Linked DNA regions of Homo sapiens: region 1 is linked to region 2. Evidence: chromatin contacts called from ENCODE Hi-C or POLR2A ChIA-PET data. All regions are on one chromosome and are shown on one strand. The core of a region is the stretch at or near the end of the contact, and the rest is flanking DNA. Distances in the headings are between cores, read along the strand shown.

Region 1 (5,405 bases), core at 637-3,136, 70 kb after region 2:
CACTCTACTTCTAGCTCCTAGTTCCTCATGTGAAAAAAAAGTGAAACAGTCAGACAACGTGATCTCCTGGGTCCTTTCTAACTCTGACCCTAGGGCGTTTCTTCAAACAACAGGATTTGTTCACAAATGACAGGATCATCTATGTATAAAATATTTTCAATGAACAAAACAGTCATGTGGCCAATAAGCAATTATAGAAAAGTTACAGGAAACAAATATTGTACATGGCATTACATAAATGCCAATAACAGAGAAAATAAATTATTTTGCATCTGAGGGCAAAAAAATTATGAGATAGGTTGTTAGAGAAGAGGAGGGGTATTGTTGGATTGAAAGGAAACAATTTATCCAAAAGGCAGACTTGAGGACAGTGTCACCCAGCAGGAGGTATCCTCTAACAACTGTATACTGGATTTTCAACATATGAAAGCTAGAGGGTTAGAAGACAGCTCATCACACTGAAACATAATCTCAAAAATAGAAAGCTTATTGATAAGTGTCTCAAAATGTGGCTATACTACCAAGAAGCCATTCAATTTGATAAGGACTGATCTCGCTCGGCAAAGATTTTCCAGGGCCATTCTGGATTGCAGTGGATCACTTCTAAATCTCTTAAATCTCTTCCAGTCTAGCTATATAAATGCCAAGACTCCACACAGTCATTGGCACTGATGTAGGAGTTACAGCATTAACTCTCTCTGATCCATGAAAACTAAACATCTAAATGGGTATACTCTAAGCTATATAAGATTTAAAATAATGGTACCTTTTAATATAGTCAGCCCAAATCATCCCTTTGTGGCTTGCATATATATAGGATGTCTACAGAATTTGTAAAGACAAATCTTTTTTGATCAGTTCATCTTTCTACCTGGAGACAACTCTGGTAATAATGGTCTAAAACAACATTCCCAAAGTATGTTTCATAGAACCAATATTAAATTAAAAAAGAGGGTTTGGTGATAGAACACATTTTCCAAAGATGGTATTAATAACAACACTATTTCCCATCCTACATGTTCTTCTAGAACTTTACTACTTCCTCAACAAGATGTAGAATTGAATTCCCCTGTTCTTAAACCTGGGTGGGCTTGTGACCACTTGTAATAAAAAAAATACAATGAAAGCAGCACTGCATAACTTCCAAGATTATGTCATAAGAGTCATGGCATCTTCTACTTGGTGAGTTGCCATACTGGCATCAGAACTCGGAGCTACCATGTAATAGTCTTACCTGGAGAAAGCCATGCTGTGAGGAAACCCAATCTAGCCTACATAGAGAAGCCACAAGGAAAAGCTCTAACATGGCAGGAAGACAGATGACCAGCAAGTCTCCAGTGGTTTTTGCCACTTGTTATTTTGGACAGCCACCTCCTAATCTCCTAACTACAATGCTTGAAACATCCTAAGCCAGAAGAAGCACCCAGGTGAATCCTTCCCAGATTCCTGACCCATGGACACTCTAGGTGATATTAAGTGATTATTGTCTTATGCCTCTAAGTTTTAGGGCAATTAGTTTCACAGCAATACTAAGAGGTCTCATAACAAAATTTGGGCAAAACTAGGTTAAACCAAACTCTATAGATTTTTGCTTTCCCCTTCAGGATTTTTTCAGAGGCTTTCATATGCTAATGAGCATGTTCATCTTCAAGACTGACATTAGTATGCAGTATTTCCCAATTTATTTCCCCAAGCAACTATTTCTATAGCTATTATCAAGGGATAACTTTGGAAAATGCTGGGCTAAATTAATGCTCTCTTCTCATTTGTAGATTTCTCTCTTTCCAGTGATCTGAGCTAAAGATAATGAAGATTTTACTTTACCATGGTAATAAATTGAAGAACAAACAGCTATTGCCCAGCCCAGAAAGAGCCACCTCTTGGTAACTCCTGTGTGTGACATAAACTCATACCAGCAGTATCACAGAGCAAACAGCATAAACTCTGAATGCCACTCACTATTTGCTTTGCCAATAATAGTTCCAGGATGTACTGTTCTTCCAATGGGCTTAACAAACATTTCGATGCACTGAAATTTCATAATCCTCTGGCTCTTCTGACTATCTTACTTTCAAACTGAAAAGCTCTAAGAAAAAAAGAAAGAGAGAGAGATTTTGTTCCTAACCTCTTTGAGAGGAATGAAAGAATTATGCAGCAAACTCCACTCCAGTGTAGCATCAGTTCCTTACTTGGCTTTAAAATAGAGTACTTCTCCTGTCCAGAAACTCCTGGAAGACCAAGGAAAAGGACTCCAACACTAGTGATTAGGAAAATTTTGCTCACTTTTTAATTGTTTAAAAACAAGAGACAACATTGAAAAATTTAGAAATAGTTCATTTTTAAAATCAAATATGTGAAATGGTAATTAAGCTAAAGGAGTCAAACCTTAGTAAATATATAACAAGGGATTATCACTTACTGATTTGATAAAAGAACAGGAGTGAGGAGTTACTCATCTGATTCCCAATTAGTCACTATATGAATACGTCGAATGATCTAACCTATGACTCAGTTTCTCCACAAATAAAATGCCACTCTGTTTTCTAGCCCCTTTACCTAAAGTCTAGTCAAAGTTAGAGCTAGGACTGGGATGAAGACAATGAGGCACTCTCCATCAGTGCAAAATTTAAAAGGACACCAAAAATCTCAGTAACCAAGTTAAATAATATTTAGTGCAATTGTTTTTAAAAATCAAAATAATGCAAACAAAATCTATGATTAACAAAAGGTCAAAACTTTCAATAAAAATTTATCAATAATACTGATTTTCCCCTTTCCCTGAGGTTCCAATATGGCTCAGAATGGTGCTCTTACTGAGCTCTAAAACTCACACAAATTGAGTTCCACCAATTCATCATATACACAGTAATTAAGGCAAATAAGAAACCAATGCTTATTTTAGTTCCCCCATGCAATTCACAGGTATTCTCTTACATAGAGATCACACTTATCTACTTATCGAAGCAAATCACTTCAGGATTCTGCACTAGTCCAAATTATGATAGTCAACATTAACAATATAGGTATGGGTATACACATAGACATACATGTAGATATCTGTACAGATATCAATACTAACATACATAGGTATACACCAAATGTACCGAAGTGGAATTTTCCCACTTACATCCAGACTTTCTGATCCCTCTTCTCTCCCTCCCTACTCTCAGCCACCTGACTAGCAGAGGTGGTTTTACTGTACTTTCACAGAGAAGTGTAACAGAGAATACATGGGATAGAAACTCATGTCTTGTCCAGAAAATCCTGTGAAGAACACTTAGTCCACACCTTTTACCAAAGAGCTTTCTCATTTGATCACACTGATTGCGAACAGATTCTTTCCCCCAACAAAGAATTTGTTCCTCTTTGATCACAATAGCGCACACACACACACACACACACACACACACACACACACACATATATATATATCAGATAAGATAGGGCCTTTGTTCAGTTTAAATACAAAGTTGGTACCAAATGAAATAAAACCTCATTACACCAGGCTTGTTACCCACAGATTGGAGCTCATAGATTTTAAAAAATTACTTCTTTCTAATTATTAATATATGTCCATTACAGAAGAATAAGTAAACAAAAGAAGAAAGTAAGAGCTACCTACAATGGGGTCATAAACTAGTGCCAGCTGCTTTAGAAAACAGTCTAGCAGTTCCTCAAAATATTAAACACGGAGTTATCATATGACCCAACAATTCCACTTCTAAGGGTACACCCAAGAGAATTGAAAATAAACACATGTCTACACAAAAACTTGTACATAAATGCTCGTAGCAGTATTTTCACAACAGCCAAAATGTAGAAACACCCAAATGTCCATCCACCAGTGGTATCTCTATATCATGAAAATATTCAGCCATAAAAAGGAATGAAGTACTGATGCATGCTACAGTATGGATGAACTTTGAAAACCTTATGCTAAGTGAAAGAAGACAGACACAGAAGGCCACATACTGTATGATTTCACTTACATGAAACATCCTGATTAAGGAAATTCATACAGACAGAAAGTAGATTGATGATTGTTAGGAACTGGGGAGAGGGGTAATGGGGAGTAACTGCTAGGGGGTACAGGATTTCTTTGGGGTAGTGAAAATATTCTAAAATTAGATAGTGGTGATGGTTGCACAACTCTATGAATATACTAAAAATGCATGGATGAAGCTGGAAACCATCATTCTGAGCAAACTATCTCAAAGACAAAAAACCAAACACTGCATGTTCTCACCCATAGGTGTGAATTGAACAATGAGAACACTTGGACACAGGAAGGGGAACAGCACACACCGGGGCCTGTCGTGGGGTGGGGGGAAGAGGGAGGGATAGCATTAGGAGATATACCTAATGTAAATGAGTTAATGGGTGCAGCAAACCAACATGGCACATGTATACATATGTAACAAACCTGCACGTTGCGCACATGTACCCTAGAACTTAAAGTATAATTTAAAAAATAAATAAATAAATAAAAATGCTGAATTGCACACTTTAAAAGGGTGAGTTTTATAGTATGTAATTTATATCTCAATAAACCAGCTATTTTTAAAGCCACCCATAAATCCAAGACATAAAAATAAGTACAGTTAATATTTTCAATGTTGAAAATTGTCTACTGATGGATAATCACCAGTCAATCCATTTGAAAATGGTCCCATCTGTTGTTGATGCAAACACAACCTGAATGTCTCTAAGCCCCATGCTCTGTATGCAGGGAACCAATACCTGCTTTGTGCTTCACAAGTATGTTAGAGGAGAATAGGCTTCAAAATAATTTCTTCCAAGGATTTCTTCAAAAGAATTGCTCCCCTTAACCCTTAGTTAAAACTGCCTTCCCATTCTCTTGTAAATATTCAGTAGCAAGTATATCAATGCTGTTAGTGAAAATCTAGTAGTCAATAAGTAATTATTACGGTTTCCCTGGGAGAACAACTGCTTTACTAGGCTTATGAGAATGTAAATAAAATTTGCATATATGTGTATATGTATATACATATATATGATATATAGTAGCGGGACTGCTTTGTATATTTTAATTAAAGCTATAATATTAAAAATATATAAAAACAATAACAGTAAGACCATAAGTCTACCACCCTCATAAACCTGCTTTTATTTCTGCATGTATGCATATTGTCTTCTATGAACTTATAGAATTCTTTATAGTTACAATCATATAATAATTTGCATTCTGCTTTTACTTAAGAAACAGTCTTCACACATCTTTAGAATTTATTTTATTTGCATGGTTTCATAGCATACCTTTGCGCAAAGTGAAAATGCATATAACCATTCCCCTAATAGTACTGCAAATAAAGTTAGATTGAACACCTTTAATGTAGAAATAGATATTGAATATGCAAATGTTAAATATTTATACCATTTAATGT
Region 2 (5,283 bases), core at 1,485-3,984:
TTCTTCGATGAAGTTGCTGGAAAAATGTTTCATCCACACCATGAGCATCTTGAGGGCATGAACTACATACTATCCTTCTCTTTGTCCCCAGCAACCTAGGACAGTACCTAAGCCAGTATTTGGCATATGGCAGGCAATTGGTAATGCTTATGGAATACATTTGGCTGAAATAATGCCGACAGCATTATCAATAACAAAAAAGTGTTTAAATCACATTTGGATGGAAGGAAGAAAAGGTCAACAGCTGTATGAGGAAGTGAAGTAGAATTAATCCAATTTACCAAAACAGCGGATGGCTGCCATGGTAACAATCTGATGCAGCAACTCAGTTTAGATCTCTTCCACTTGAACATGAGAGGAAGACAAATATTGTACTTGTTAATCTCACATCAGGAGGTGAGGCTTAGGACACAAGTCTACCAGGTGACACCGGTGCCCATTAAATGTAGTAATCTCTGAAGAATTTGGAAAGGCAACATGATAATAATAATTCCACCAATAATATTAATTCCTGGTTTGTACACTGACCCAGGTCATTTCAATCATTTAAGGTTGTGTGTGAAATATTTGTTGCTGAGACTAGACAACTGTGAAAAACAGATCCACATGTATGCATACATCATATCCAATATGATGTGGACTCACCCTGCCTCATTCCTAAAATTCTTACTTTTTTTAACTAGCTGCACCCAAACTAAGTTACAGATGAAAGATGACTCAAATAAAGAGTATAGGTTGTAGCAGTGTTTAAATTTTGCTACTTCCCTGGTTGGGGAGTAACTCATTTGTAAATAACAGAAAAGATCGTTACACACCCACTTTCTCTACACAACCCTTCTATGGCAGTGAGTCACTCTCCATGCCCAATATTCCCCTTACTTTCCAAGCTGGAGGGAGAAGTTGGGAGGAGAAGGAAGTGAGGGCTTCCAATGAACAAGCACACTGACAACCTTCCAGGGATACTTCCTTTTCAATGTTCTGTCTCAGATGTGCAAACTGCCAACCAAAATGATGCCTTTCAGAGCGTCTTAATAACGACAGCCAGAGCTCAGCAAAATTTCAGCTAAAATCCAAACATAAAGCAGAAAAACACTTAACAGCACTGAAATGTGTGTATCGCTGGGGCATGAAGTGAAAAATAGCAGCTGGAGACACCCACCACACCAAGGCATGGACAAATGCAAACGAAACTCAAAAAGAAAATCTGAGCCTCTCTCCCTCCAGGCCCTGAAATCCCACCTGCAGGCATCCCCTTACCTCCTGATAATTAAGTCCGTGACTTGACACGTTATTTCTGTCAGAGCAGTAAGAGCAGAGAATATACTGTGTCATTTTATCATTTTATTCCGTCACATAAAAAGTGAGTTTTTCAGTTCACAAAATTTGGGTCAAATCTCTGCTGTTTAACTGGGCAAGTCCCTTAACGTCTGTCTAATTTCTAGGTCTAAGTTCAGAAATAAGCTAGCCTACCTTCTAGGGATGTTATGAAAATTAAATGCGTGAACTCTGTAAAATGCCTAGCAGGTACATCAATCAATATTTGTGTCCAGCAATGTAAAAGCCCAACAAAGTTTCCTTTTCTATAGTCTTAGGAAAACGACAAATCAGAAAACTATTACAGAGGACGCCAAATTGGCAAACAGCCCGGGCCCCAGCCCTGGGGTGAGAGCCTAAGGCCTGGGGTAGAAGGTGACGTAACCAGGACGCGGTGAGATGTGGCGCGCGCGCCTAAACTCGCGCGGGGCGCCAGCAGCTGCAGATTTCAGGAGAGCTCCTGTAATGAACACGCCGCCCTTTGCAGGCTCAGGATTCAGCACGTAAAACTTTCTCCCCAAACGCTGACTCTCTGACTCCTTTTTCTTAACTCTAGCGGATCTTGGAAAAGTCAAAGCGAGTAGGTGAAGGAAGACAAGCAACTCACAGAGAAGACTAGGGGGGGGGGCCATTGGGTCTGCACACCTGCAAGTAAGTGGGAAGAAGCAAGCAGGAAGCGCCAGAATAACCTCCCGCCCCCAGCTCACACTCGCACCTGGGAATGAACTTGGCTTCGTCCCCAAGTCGCGCCTGGAAATCCTGCCAAGCCCGGCCGGGACTCGCCGGGCCGCACGAGGTGGCCAGCGCCGCCGCCGCGTCCTCGTCGCCTTCGTCCTCCTCGCTGTCGTGTGTCTCCGGCCCCGCCTCAGACACGGCGGGCGCGGGATCCAGAGGACCCCAGTCCCGGCGCCGCCCCCCGCGGAGGGACCCGAGGAAGCCACGCGCGAACTCCTGGAAGGTGATGGCGCCGTCACGGTCGGCGTCCAGCCGCTGGAATACTGCCTCGGCGTCGGCCGGCCGCACCCGCAGCTCCGTGCACAGTGCCCGGAACTCCTCGCGCTCCAGGCGCCCCGAGCGGTTCGCGTCGCAGGCGGCGAAGACTGAGCGCAGCCGGGCCAGCTCCTCTCCGTCCCCATCCGCCTCCATCCCGCCTGGCGGGGGCGGCCGAGAGGGCTCCGGAGCGCCGCGGGGCGCAGGGCCCTCCCTGGAAGGACGGGGCCACCTGCTGCCGCCGGGAGGCCCGGCGAGTTTGGCTCGTCCGGCTGGTTCGGCCACTTGAGGGAACGTCGGGCGGGGCGAGGAACGTCGGGGGTGGCCGAGCGGCTCCCTTCGACGACGGTTCGGGCCAGCCCCCAACAGGTCCCGGGAGCGGTGGGGTGCGCCCGGGCTCCAGGCACCGCCAAGGAGCGCCTCCTGCGACTGAGCGCCCAAGCGCCGAGGTGGCTCTCGCCACTTTCCCGGCGGGTGCAGCTCCGCCCAGCCAGGGAGGAGGAGCGCGCGCCACCGCTTCTCCAGTTCCCACGCCCCGGAGTCCACCGCTGCTTGCCGCGCAGGTGGGGGAGACCTGGCTGGCCGGAACTGGGATTCGGGGGGAGCATTGCCCTTCGGCGTAAGCGCTGCTCAGGTAGAGCCCAGCGCTCCGCTTCTCCACAGAACGTGCTGGCGCGCGCGTCAGAAGCTAACCGCACAGAGGTAAGGTAGGTAGGGGTAGGATTCCGAATGGGTTAAGTGCATTTTATTATCTTACTCCCGAAACTTGATAAACTTCTTTATATAGAAGTTTCTTACAAACCAAAGTACAAGATTTACCAGAAGACCCCATTCTCAATTTTACTGGCTTTCGTTAACGCATTTTTGTGCGTCTAACGTTAAGGTCCCACTGCTTAAACACAGATCTTCCAGATCTCCAATTCCACATTTTTTCTCAATCCTTGTCTCCAAAACCTGAGAAAAAATTTGATAAACAAAATCGTTTGGCAGACAGCATTGTTTAAACAAAGACTGAGGTCGTTTTGTAGGTTTTTTTACTTAAACAAACTTTATGGAAATTACATATCCAAAGGTAGGTTACCCTTTGGTTTTAAACACTTTTTTCGACAATACTATTGTTTCTTTAACACTGCTTAATGGATATGAGATCTTTAAAATCCACCCATTTTGATCCTTTTAAACACTTTTTCCATCCTTTTCCAGGAGACCCTCAGTCTGTCATACGGCTTATGTAACCGTGCCTTTAGGCGATTCTCATAGCCTGTGAAGATATATTTGGCTCATTTTTACTTTATTTACATTATCCATTTCCTCCACATTTTAGACTTTCTGACTCTGTATTTTTCTTTTATCTCATTCTGGATTCTCTTTATCGTTTATTACTTTGATTTTTTAAAAATGTGATCATTAAGTAAGGGATATTACTGACACGTTCCTACTAGGCTAGTGTTCTTAAACATAAAGCTAAGTGCTAAACATCTGGGGAACTATTTCCTCTTGAATTGTACAATAAACATGGTCAACACTAACAGCTTCTATTAAACTGTAACTACTACTGATAACCCCCATCTGAAAATTTAACTGGTAAATTATGAGAGGCATTCCATTAGAAGTCCTGGTCTTAGCAACCTAATTGCTAAGTGAATATAGTTGTATACAGTTGGACAGCTAATACAATGAATCTTATCATTAGTGCAATGTAAGTTGTTATTGATTTTGAGCTTATGTGCTTTCCTGTTTATTCTAAAGATTGATTTTTCCATATGAATTTAAAAGTAGCTGGCTTGGTAATGCCTTTAAAGCTTTACAAATATACTTATTAAACTAAATCTTTGAACTATTATTATATTTATACTGTTAGCAACTAATGGATATCTATGTCTTTAAAAATAGATGCTTTCATGTTTTTAACTGCTTAGGAAGAAGTGCTTTTTTGAAGATTGCTTGCACAACTTTATTCCTGAATTTTTACTCTGACCTTTGTGCTCATTTTTTCTGAATTCTTATGTTCTGTGACCTGCTTTGCCCTTTCCCTAAGCCCCTTCATTGAAGAGTCATCAAGAAACACGAATTGGCCTGGCACAGTGGCTCATGCCTGTAATCCCAGCACTTTGGGAGGCTGAGGTGGGTGGATCACTTGAAGTCAGGAGTTCGAGACCAGCCTGACCAACATGGTGAAAGCCTGTCTCTACTAAAAATACAAAAAATTAGCTGGGCGTGGTGGCGGGCACCTTTAGTCCCAGCTACTTGGATAGCTGAGGCAGGAGAATCACTCGAACCTGAGAGGCAGAGGTTGCAGTGAGCCGAGATCGCGCCACTGCACTCCAGCCTGGGCAACAGAGCAAGACTATGTCTCAAAACAAAAAACACAAAACAAAAACAAAAAACACACAAATTATTCCAAATGTCTTGTGCATGCATTTTTCTTATTCTTATTTCTACCAATATTAATATACTTCAGACCTCCGATATCAGTTATTTATCACTGCATAACAACAGTAGTGATCTAAAAGTGCTACCATTTTATTTGTTCATAATTCCATTATCATCAATTTGGGCAGGGCTCAGCTAGGTGGTTTGTCTGCTGGCTTGCCTGGGATCTCTCAGGTGGTTTTCTTGTTGACTCAACTGGGGCTGGATGGTTATAGAGTCTCACTCATTTTTCTGGAAGCTGGTGCTGGCTGTTGGCTGGGCCATGTGTCTTCAGGAAGCTAGCATGAGTTTTGTCACATGGTGGCAATGTTCCAAGCGAGTAAGCCCCAGTGTACAAGTGCTCTTCAAGCTTTAGCTTATGTCATATTTGCTGATATTCCATTGACAAGTCACATTGGCAAGTCACATGGCCAAGCCCTAAGTCAGTGTGGGAAGGGACTACAAAAAAAACAGGGATACAGAGAAATGTACTTCATTGGAGGCTCTTACTGTTACAATATACCATACCTAAGGTAAAGAGACAGCCTCTAATATATTCTCCCAGGC

The links. A loop is a pair of places that touch in the nucleus more often than their neighbours do. ChIA-PET counts read pairs that join two places held with the same protein, here RNA polymerase II (POLR2A).
Region 1: a map of Calu3 shows a loop between it and region 2 (2.5-fold over the local background). The contact joins the enhancer-like site here to the promoter of RASEF in region 2. A Hi-C loop is called at or near these places in 1 of 168 maps with a recorded cell type or tissue (Calu3). POLR2A ChIA-PET finds 5 or more read pairs at or near these places in 1 of 52 experiments (MCF 10A).

What each region holds. Positions count from the first base shown.
Region 1 is chr9:83,131,030-83,136,434 of GRCh38, forward strand. It overlaps a transcript of RASEF not described here. Among named protein-coding and RNA genes, the nearest start is that of RASEF, 71 kb to the left of the region's middle. Within about 2 kb of position 1,887, at least 2 of the 41 ENCODE cell types and tissues checked have a DNase peak (open chromatin) inside an H3K27ac peak, as active enhancers do.
Region 2 is chr9:83,060,408-83,065,690 of GRCh38, forward strand. RASEF (RAS and EF-hand domain containing) reads right to left here and starts at 2,735. Exons shown (of 17, transcript NM_152573.4): 1 at 2,030-2,735. The coding sequence starts at 2,460.